Linked DNA regions of Mus musculus: all the other regions are linked to region 3. The links are chromatin contacts, found by POLR2A ChIA-PET in ENCODE. All regions are on one chromosome and are shown on one strand. Each heading gives the region's core, a stretch centred on a gene start or an enhancer-like site at or near the end of the contact. The rest is flanking DNA. Distances are from core to core; before and after follow the strand shown.

What was found. ChIA-PET counts read pairs that join two places held with the same protein, here RNA polymerase II (POLR2A).
Region 1: POLR2A ChIA-PET joins it to region 3 with 21 read pairs in embryonic stem cell. The contact joins the promoter of Bsdc1 here to the promoter of Hdac1 in region 3. POLR2A ChIA-PET finds 5 or more read pairs at or near these places in 3 of 5 experiments (Patski and embryonic stem cell).
Region 2: POLR2A ChIA-PET joins it to region 3 with 14 read pairs in Patski. The contact joins the promoter of Txlna here to the promoter of Hdac1 in region 3. POLR2A ChIA-PET finds 5 or more read pairs at or near these places in 4 of 5 experiments (Patski and embryonic stem cell).

Annotation. Positions count from the first base shown.
Region 1 is chr4:129,460,332-129,463,605 of GRCm38, reverse strand. It overlaps Bsdc1 (BSD domain containing 1), which reads right to left and starts at 1,927. Exons shown (of 11, transcript NM_133889.2): 1 at 1,901-1,927; 2 at 1,604-1,664. The coding sequence starts at 1,911.
Region 2 is chr4:129,639,098-129,642,763 of GRCm38, reverse strand. It overlaps Txlna (taxilin alpha), which reads left to right and starts at 1,699. Exons shown (of 11, transcript NM_001199695.1): 1 at 1,699-1,793; 2 at 2,337-2,508; 3 at 3,197-3,535. The coding sequence starts at 2,343.
Region 3 is chr4:129,540,700-129,544,261 of GRCm38, reverse strand. It overlaps Hdac1 (histone deacetylase 1), which reads left to right and starts at 1,616. Exons shown (of 14, transcript NM_008228.2): 1 at 1,616-1,681. The coding sequence starts at 1,633.

The DNA of each region.
Region 1 (3,274 bases), core at 678-3,177, 81 kb after region 3:
GACGCGTTGGATCTGTACATGAACTTGGATGCACTGGATGGGGACTCAGTAGACTCAAGGCAGGAGTGGGAAGGAAGCAAGCAGAGGAAGTCAGGTTACACGCCCCTCTCAAAATGAGAGGACGTTTGCTAAGAGAGCAGGAAGACACCGACCCAAAGGGAGCGGAGATGGCCAGCAGCAAAGACGGCAGCAGAGGAGCAAGGGAAAAGTCGAAAAACGGTGACTGAGTTTTACTGAGTCACTTAATAAAGAGCGAATGCCTATGTAGCACCCAGAGAGACCACATATTGTCTGAGTGTTCTGCATATTATCATGTGATCCTCGTGACATCGCATTAGAGAGGTACTGCCATTTCACAGTGAGGAAGGTAAGAAGAAGAAGAAGAAGAAGAAGAAGAAGAAACCAGATAAACAAACTTGCCCAAGTCATAAGCTACACGCCTTTAATCTCAACACTCAGGAAGCAGAAGGAGGCGGATCTCTGTGAGGCTGAGGCCAGCCTGGTCTACATAATGGTCCCAGGGCAGCCAAGGGCGACATACACCATGAGACCCTGTCTCAAAATAAAACAAACCACGACCACCACCAATAACAACAAAATAACTTGTCCAAGTTCCCAGAAATGTAAGGAACTAAAGGGAGAGATTAAGTCTCTTCCTGAAAGCCTCGAAACACACGGGGAGTCCTCACAGGACAGGACACCTGCCGGATAGCACACTTTCTTTGCATGCTTGAGGTCTCATATTAATCCTTAGCGTAAAGTCCTGCCTCTCCATCATCAATAAAACTTCCAGCACAGGGAATTCTCAGATGTGCTGAGCTGTAGCTTGAGCGGAGGCTTCCCAGGAGAACCCGGAGCAAGGAGAAAATAAAAACAAAAACCAAAAAACCAAAAACCAAACAAACAAAAACCGTTCCTAAAGTACTGGGCTGACTTGAGATCAGAAGCCTCTCGGAGTCTGCCCTGAAGCACGACTCCCTTCACTTGCTTGAGGTAAACAGTAATTAGTTACCCCACGACTTAGTTGGGCTGCCTGTAAATAAAGGAATGTGGGATAAAACAGGAACACCAACTGGCATTGCCTAGGACAAGGACAAGCATTAGTCACAATCACAGCCACTTCCCCAGGTCTCCACTCTCTGGCCCCCCCTCATCCCTTTGTAAACCAGTCACATAGGCACCATCAGGTACCAGCGCATATGGCAATCCTCATCTCTACCCGGATTCTTGGCTACACCTTCCTTGGCATGCTCATGACTCCCTAGTCTGGACAATTAGGGACTGCCCTTTCCCGGTATTCACAACAGTAACTAAGCAACTATTTTGCTTGACTGCCTCCACACCAGACTGAGCTTTGTGAGGCCCAAGACTATCTGTCTGGCTAAGGTCTATATCCTCCCAACCTGTCTGTGAGTAGTGACTGTCACATATTCTAATAAATATTGCTGTTTAAGAGTAAGATGTTGTTAGTGGTGGTGTTCTACCCTTTTCTCGTAAATGGCCTCACAGAAGCTCAAAAAAACCCAAGCAGGGGCTAGCTGGGGTTGGTTGCAAGGAGACGGCCGCGGTGCCCTGCCGAGGGAAGGGTGCTGGCCCGGCTTACCTTCTCTTTGACTGCCTGGTAGCTCTGCTGCAGCCAGCTCCGCCACCACCCCACGTCCTCCCTGTGGAAGACAGACACATCTGACGGCCCTGCCGGGCGACTCCAGCCCAGCCTCCGGCCGGAGATGAGGCTTTTCCGGCCGCTTCCCCATGCCCTCGCACCACGCCTCCGCTCTGCCCTTCCAGCTCAGTCCGCACCCGCACCGGCAGCCTGTCCCCAACAGGGACCCCTGGCCCAGTACCCCATCCCTCGAAAAGCCCAAGCCCCCAACGCCAGAAAGCGGAACGCCAAGCTCACCCTTCCGCCATCTTGCCAGCATGACATCACCACTATTTACCGACCTTTGACTTCCGACACGGCACCGCCCCCTCAGGCTCCGCCCCCATGAGCGTGCCCCAATCTTAACACAAGGACAACTCTCCGCCCAGTCCCCGCCCCCCTACATCAATGTGTCTGGCCTTTGTCCAATCCATGTCCCAAATGCGATTTGTCCCGCCTCTGAACTCTCGATCCAATGGTGTGTAAGATTGTCCTCGGGTCCCACCAACCAGCCGCTAGCTTTCCCGGTAGTCCCTGACTACAGTGGCCTCTCCGGGCCAATTTCGGCAGGCTCGTTAGACCGCCAATTAGAAGGCGAGGCGAGGAAAGGAGAGGCCGGGTTGGGACGTTGTGTTCTTAGAACCTGGAGTTAAGTTCCGCCCCCCTTTGTGAAGCCAGCCGCGTAGCAGCTCCTTGGTGTTCTGCTGCAGGCTAATTCAGCAAGCTCCGATTGCGGACCTCAGAGCCAGAGTAAGGCTATGGGGAGAATCCAGAGCTCTCCTCGGGATGACACCCAGGATCATTTGGAGAGGCAGATACATATTCACATTATTTCTTAAGCCCGATTTAAGAAAACGCTAGCTGAAAGTGTTCTGGAAAAATCCCACTGATAGGGGGGAATTGAGGTCTATTGTGTGGTGGAAGGGGGATTTACATAGATCCTGTGGCCCTACCTACTACTTCCTCAATCTACACAAACCCCTCCTTCACCTCCAGCAGGAGGTTGACTCCCCTCCTCGAAGGCTACACTGTAATCAAGGTCATCACTGCTACCTGATCCCATAGCCTCTTACCTGCCTGAGGAACAAGCTATATACTAATTCTCCCAGTGTTCCCCAAGGCCTCCCATCTAACTTTCAAAAAGATTGTTGCTGGTATTTCTCCTGTCTAAAAAACTAACAACTATTGGATGGATCACAGGGCTCCCAATGGAGGAGCTAGAGAAAGTACCCAAGGAGCTAAAGGGATCTGCAACCCTATAGGTGGAACAACATTATGAACTAACCAGTACCCCGGAGCTCTTGACTCTAGCTGCATATGTATCAAAAGATGGCCTAGTCTGCCATCACTGGAAAGAGAGGCCCATTGGACACGCAAACTGTATATGCCCCAGTACAGGGGAATGCCAGGGCCAAAAAAAAAATGGGAATGAGTGGGTAAGGAAGTGGGGGGGAGGGTATGGGGGACTTTTGGGATAGCGTTGGAAATGTAATTGAGGAAAATATGTAATAAAAATAAATAAATAAATAAATAAATAAATAAAAAAATAAAGTAGACCACCATAAGGCTGTTAAGGGAGAAAAAATGGAATGAGTAATTTCCAGTGGTCTTTCTCCCTTCTAAGGTCCATGC
Region 2 (3,666 bases), core at 450-2,949, 98 kb before region 3:
GAACCACTGCTCCAGAATCGCTTTCCTCTTTGTATGGAATTTGGTAAAGACCTGATGTAGATGCTACCTCTTCAGAGATTTCCAAGTGTTTACTGAGAAGCAATCAGGGCAGTGGTTTCCAGGTACCTTTAACGCAAACCTTTCTGAGATTCGGTTCCCTCAGTAAACTGGTCAAGTGCCAACGCTTTCTCTTTTCAGCTTTGATCACTCCGGGTAAGTACTCTGTCACTGAGTTTATTGTCTCTCAAAGTTACATGTGAACAGACAGAACTCTACTCTGAGTCTGTTTGGCAGACCTATTACAGAAAAATAGACATCATTTAAGAACCCTAAAACAAAGTCCAATTAGCACAATTTGCAACATGCTCTACCCCACAGCCTGACTCTAGCCTCTTGAGGCTGCAGCATTTAGCCAACAGTAATTTCAACACGTGAGTTTCTAGGACAGCCTGATCTACATAGAGAGTTACACGCCAGCCAGCTCTATAAAGCAAGACCTTATCAAACAAAACAAACTCCACACAACAAAAGAATTGAAATCACAATTGTGGGGTTTTTTTTAATGTTCTGAGCCTACACTGGCACTGCAAATCATAATGAAGAACAAAGACGAGAAAAATCTAACATTTTAAAGCAGTAACACTTGATACTTTGCAGAAAGTGGGGCAGGGGTGGTAGGGTGGGAGTTTACCAACCTGCCTAAAGCCAAACTCCCTGGCTTCAATCCCTTTCTGAGGGAGTAATTGCCAAGCTGGTGGGGTTAGAAGGCGGGGCATAAATTGCCTCAGAGAACAGCTGTGGTGTCGGAGAATGGTTCCAACCGGTTTTGGTAGGCAGCTCTGAGTTAGAAGCCAGCATAGTCAAAGATTACGTTCTAGGACACACTAGGCTACACAAAGAAACCCTGACTCAGGGGGCAAAGAAATATTTTTAAAGGATGGGTGCTGGTGTCAGGCTTCCAGCTTTGAATCTGCTATAACCACACAATATTGATGGAGCCTTAAACTATTTACCCTTTACCTGGTGGCCTTTGCCATTAGTCCAAGCCATGGGGAGGCAAAGACAGACAAAACTCTTGAGTTCAAAGCCAATTTAATCTACATAGGGAGTTCCAGGCCTGCCAAAGCCACATATAACGAGATGTTGTCTCTAACAAACAAATAGTAGTTTGTTTTATTTTAACTAGGCTTTTCTGTACTATCGTATATTTCACAGATCACTGAGTATTTTGTACTTAATCCGAGTAATTATGAGAATCAAGCTACTGGATACGAGGAAAAAACGTTTGAATTATTATAAACCTTCTATTGTAATAGAGGGGAAAAAAATGCCAGGCACATAACAAATTAGTTTACCTTTCTATCCCTCTTCCGAGTTCTCAGAGATCATAGAAAGTCATACATGTTTATAAAGGACTAATGAGTGTATGAAAAAAAAAGAAAAAAAAAAGACCAGAATGCCAAAGTTTAAGGCCAATCATAGCTTCAGTACCAGAAAAGAGGCTGACAAAAATCTCTCGACCAATGACATAATTTCGGACCCTCAGGGTATTTGGCTCCTATGCTTTTCGGTTGCATCTCGGGAGTTGTGCGGCGCCGCGAGGCATGAAGGGGCTCGTAGTTTTTCCCACTCCCGCCTCCAAAGCCGCCTTGACTTCTTTTTTCCCAGCAAGCTCCGCGCCCGCGTTTGCTGTTGATTGGCTGCGGCAGGAGAGGGCGGTCCTGTTGGCAGCAGTTACCTAGGTTTCCGGTGCTCGGCCGGAGAGGAGGACGCCGCCGGACGTCCGTGGTGAAGTATGTCTATGGGCTGTACGTGGGACGAGCTCTTCAGAGGGTCTGTGGCCCAGGACGCGTTGGCCGTAGAGGAACAACTAATTCGGGGGGTCGGGGGGAGGGCGGCCTGCCCCAGTGTTGCGCGTGCGTACTCTAGGTCTAGAGGGCGCGTGGGGTGTGGGTGGCTTCTGTGCGCGCGCGCGCGCGGGGGTCCCACGTGGGACCTGGTGGGGCGGGGAGCCGATCGGGACTGGAGCATCCCGCCACGTCAGTCTGCGGCTCTGAGCCAATCCCGCGCTCCGGCTGCCGAGAGGGAGCCGTGTGGTGCCGAGAAGTGGCATTCGGGAGAAAGGAGGCCTCTTCCTTCCCTCACTCACTCAGGGGCAGCTTCTCGGAAACCTTCCATGGGACCGTGAAATCCCGGGCGAAGACCGACCGGTCTGTTTGAAGCTTCGAGCGTCAGATTTGGGGATTTCTTATCTAGTTGTGAAGAAGAATTTTGAAGTCTAGAAAAAAAAAAGCAACTGGGTCCTTAAAGGATCTGCCCCATTTCTGGCCTTGCAGATCACAATGAAGAACCAAGACAAAAAGAATGGGCCTGCCAAACACTCCAACTCGAAGGGCAGCCCGGGGCAACGGGAAGCAGGACCGGAGGGAGCCCATGGACGACCCAGACAGACAGCTCCTGGGGCGGAAGCCGAAGGTTCCACAAGCCAGGCTCCTGGGAAGACCGAGGGTGTGTGCCAGCTCTGCTTTTCCAGTGGGCAGAGGGAGGAGTTTCTGGTACTGGTCTGTCTTCTGAGGCCAGTGTTTACCCAAGAAGAAGGAACTATAGAATGAACGATGCTCATTCTGTGTGATCCTTTTGTTTCCTGGGGAGGTGGTGAACCTTCCCACTCTTAGCCGTGGGGCGCAACCTTGGGAGCATGCTCTGACTGGTTTAAACGAAGACAGTCAAATGAAGCACCCCGTAAGCAAAGTCATATTCCCAGAGAACACTTGCCAGTGGTGGGTAATTGTCCTTCATGAGGTGCAGCGTCTGCCACATGCCAACTGCTCCTCACACAGGGGTGCTTTACACAGTTGGCTTTTATAACAAGTATGTTTGGGTGTTAGAAATACTTGTTTTATAACTAAACAAACTTAGGGTTTAAAAAAACTTAAATTGAGGCCAGGCCTAGTGTCCCTCACCATTGTCCACAGAACTCAGGAGGCAGAGGCAGACAGATCTCGGAGTTTGTGATCAGCCTGCATACTAAGTTCCAAGACAGCCAGGGCCCTGTAGAGAGAGCCTAACTCAACCGAATAAATAAATAAAACAACATTTAACCCACACCAGTGTGTTTATCTGGGCTTAAAGAAGATCCAAGCGAGTGGTATGACCACTGAACTTTAATCCCGTGTCTTCATCTTTCCTGCTGTAGGGGCTCGAGCTAAAGCAGCTCAGCCTGGGGCCCTCTGTGACGTCTCTGAGGAGCTGAGCCGGCAGTTGGAAGACATCCTGAGTACATACTGTGTGGACAACAATCAGGGAGGCCCGGCTGAGGAGGGAGCACAGGGTGAGCCCACTGAGCCGGAAGACACGGAGAAGTCCCGAACCTATGCAGCCAGGAATGGGGAGCCTGAACCAGGCATTCCAGTCGTCAACGGCGAGAAGGAGACCTCTAAGGGAGAGCCTGGAACAGAGGAGATCCGAGCGAGTGATGAAGTTGGAGACCGAGACCATCGGAGGCCACAGGAGAAGAAGAAAGCCAAGGGTCTAGGTGAGGGGGGAGCTATTGGTGAGGGGAGGGAGTTAACACCTGTCATCTCATGGGCTAACCTGCTCTGTCAGAACTCAAAAGAATCTGCTTTTCAAGACAGTATGTGTGTTATCTCCCCTCCCCCCCGCCCG
Region 3 (3,562 bases), core at 367-2,866:
AAAAGGCCCGAAGACAGCCCCTACAACAAAGAGTGTAAGTAATTCAAGGTTAAGAAATTTTGCTGGCATGGCTTGAGGGTGGGGGAGTGGTGAAGGTCTTTTTTTTTGTTGTTGTTGTTGGTTCCCCCCCCACCCCCCAGACACGGTTTCTCTGTATAGCCACGTCTGTCCTGGAACTCACTGTGTAGACCAGGCTGGCCTCAAATTTAGAAATCAGCCTGCCTCTGCCTCTCAAGTGTTGGGATTAAAGACATATGCCACCCACTCTGGGGATAGAGGCAGGCAGATTTCTGAGTCGAAGACTCAGTTGAAATAAGGAGATCTGACGCCCTTCTGGTCTGGTGTGTGTCTGAAGGCAGCTACAGTGTACTTAATAAATAAATAAATAAATAAATAAATCTTTAAAAAAAAAAAAGGCAGGTGTGGTGGGGCATGCCTTTAATCACAGCACTCCGGAGGCAGAGGCAGGCAGATGTCTGAGTTCGAGCCCAGCCTGGTCTACAAAGTGAGTTCCAGGACAGCCAGGGCTATACAGAGAAACCCTATCTTGAAAAACAAACAAACAAACAAAAAAGCAAAAACAAACGAAGAAACAACCCCGCCCCCCCACCCCCACGTCCCCCCCAAACAACAACTTAGGCTTTCAGTTTAGAAAAATTAAGTTCTGGGTAGGTGAGATGGTTGCTGCCACCATGCCTGACCCAAATTTTCTGGATGGATCGCCCCGCCCCCACCCAGAGCCATTACATAGGAACACTCCCTCCAACACTCCCTCCAGTAAATTAAAAACTAAACACCAAGTTCTGTTACTTTGTCACAGTGCTCGGGCATATTGGATTTTGTCTTTTTTTAAAAAAAATATGTACAATTGGAGACGGAATTTAATTTGTAACACTGAATAAGCTCTTCAGCTTTACCTGTAAAATTGTTTTGTTATTTTTTGAGACATGCTTTCACTACGGAGAGCAAGTTGGCCTCAGATTACAGAGATCTTCCTGACTCTGCCTCCTGAGTGCTGGGATCAAAGACATAGCAACCACGCCCAACTGAAAACGAGCTTTGACATTAAAAAAGAAAAGTCCGTCAGAACTTATGAGCACATAAAGGTCTTGCCCCACTACAGTAGGCCTCTGGATATTTTCTTTCTGTTCCTTGCCATTCATTTCTCTCTCCAGTTCTAATCCAGACCAAACCTAGTCTTTTAGCTGCGTGACCTTGCGCAAGCATCTTTCCCCGGGAAGCCTCGGCGTATTCTCGGTAAAACGAGAAAGTTGGCCTCTGATCTTTGCACACGCTCCCAACTGTGAAGCGGGCTGCAGAGTTTACGGAGCCGACTCCCTCTCCCGGGACTCGATGGTACGGCCCCCGGTCTCCCCCACCCCTCCGCGCCGGACTTTGGTACAGGCCCAGGGGGCCCGCGGTGGCTTCTCTAAGCTGCCCTTGCCCCCCGCCGAGTTCCGGGCCCGACCCCGCGCATGCCGATTGGTTAGAGTGAGGCCCGGGCTGTGCGGCTATAGGTGATCCCGGGGGTGGGCGGGGCTTCGAGGCCGGCCCCTCCCCCTGGTCGGACGCCGTAAGGAGCCGCGGGCGGGCGGGCGGACAGACTGACGGGAGGGCCGGGCGGCGAGCAAGATGGCGCAGACTCAGGGCACCAAGAGGAAAGTCTGTTACTACTACGACGGTGAGCTGCGGGTGGGCGGCGCGGGCCGGGCGTTGGGGAAAGGCTGGGGGAGGAGGCTGGGAGGAGGCTGAAGCCCCGGGGAGGCTGAGGGAAAGTCGAGGCTGAAGGAGGAGGTTGGAGAGAGGAAGTCGAGGCTGAGGCCGGAGATGAGGTGGGGGTCGTGGAAGGGGTAGTCTGCGGTAATCCCGGTGGCGGAGATTCTCGGGGAATCCGACCTGAAGTTGGAGTGGGATTCCTGGAGGGAAGCCTAAGTGGCGGCGGGGATCGGAATATGATGGAGACGGTTTGCCTGGATATCTTCCCCTGCTGAGAATACAAAGGTTTTTCACTGTCCCCATTCACTCTCTCTCTTTTTCTTTCTTTCTTTTGGTGAGTTCTGCAGGACTGGCCACTCATCCCCTCCCCCACTCCATCCCCCAAGTCTATGAGTAGGGCCTGCAGTTGCTAGTTGGGAAATGGGGCTCCCCGGGGATGCAAGAAGAGAGGTGCATGAAACTTGTTAAAACGACTTTTCATTGAGCCAGCGCGAGCATCTTACTCTGTCCTGGGTTGTGTTTCTGTTGGGGCTGGAGGGCTCATCGAGGCACATTTCCTGTGTTGAGTTCCCGTCTGAAGGGGGAGCTAGACAATGTCACAGGTATCTTTCGGTGTTAGCGCTGGGACAAGGGAATGTGGGGTGGAGGAGAACACAGCAGGAGCCTCAGCCCAACCTGAGAGGAGCAGGTTGTGTGTCAGTGCTTAGGACCCAAGAACTGGAGTTACAAGCCAGGCCCTGGCAAGTGGAGCCAACAGCAGGGGGAGGGGACAGCACCTTTATCTGAGAAAGGGTCTCACAGTGTAACTCAGCTGGTCTTGGATTAAGCCCCTTCTTCTTACTCTTGACTCCAGGCTTACACCACTTGGTCCAGCATTTGTGTTTTGGGAATAGCAGTTGAGTTGTTCAGGGGACATCTAGCCAGCCAGCCAGTAGGCGGTTGGCTGTTTAGATCTGAAATTTAGAAGACAGATATTTTTTGGTAATTGTCGGTATAAAATAATTCAGATAGTAATTTTAGCTGGATTAGAAAAGGGTGTTATAACTCCAGTTGTAGAGGGTGAAGAGCTATGTTGATACTTTTTTTTTTTTTTTGGAAATGGCCTCTGTGTAACCCTGGCTAGCCTGGAACTCACTTTGTAGACCAGGTTTGCTTCCTACTGGAAGAGATTTATCCTACCCCCCTCCCGAGTGCTAGGATTAAAGGCATGTGCCACAACCCTGGCCTGTTTTAATTCTGAAGAAGTGGACTAAGAAGGTTCAGTGGTCCTGATTGCTCTTTCACTATGCTGTCTTTCAACTGTTAGCCACATTCCTGTTTCAGTCTTTCCCAGTGCTGTGGGGTGACGGAGCCACCAAGCCTGGTGTCTTCTTGTTTCTGTTCTGTTTTGTTTTTAAGGCAGGGTCTGTCTCTAACAGCCCTAGCTGTCCTGGAAGTTGCTTTGTAGACCAACTAGGCTGGCCTCTGAACTCAGAGAGATCCCCCTGCCTCTGCCTCCTGAGTATTAAAGGGGTGCACCACTGTCTAGCAGCCTCATTTTTTGTTTCGGTTCTTTTTGTTTGTTTGGTTTGGTTTGGTTTGGTTTTGGTTTTTTGAGACAGTTTCTCTGCGTAGCCCTGGCTGTCCTGGAACTTACTCTCTAGACCAGGCTGGCCTCAAACTTAGAAATCCGTCTGCCTCTGGCCACCAAGTGCTGGGAATTTTTTTTCTTCTTCTTGTTTTTTGTAGATAATACATTTCTTGGAGAAAAGTCTCCTTATCTCCACTTCCTAAAAGATTGGGTAGTATAATAGGCATAATTTTTTTAAAGAATTATTTATTTTATGTATGTGAGCACACTGTAGAT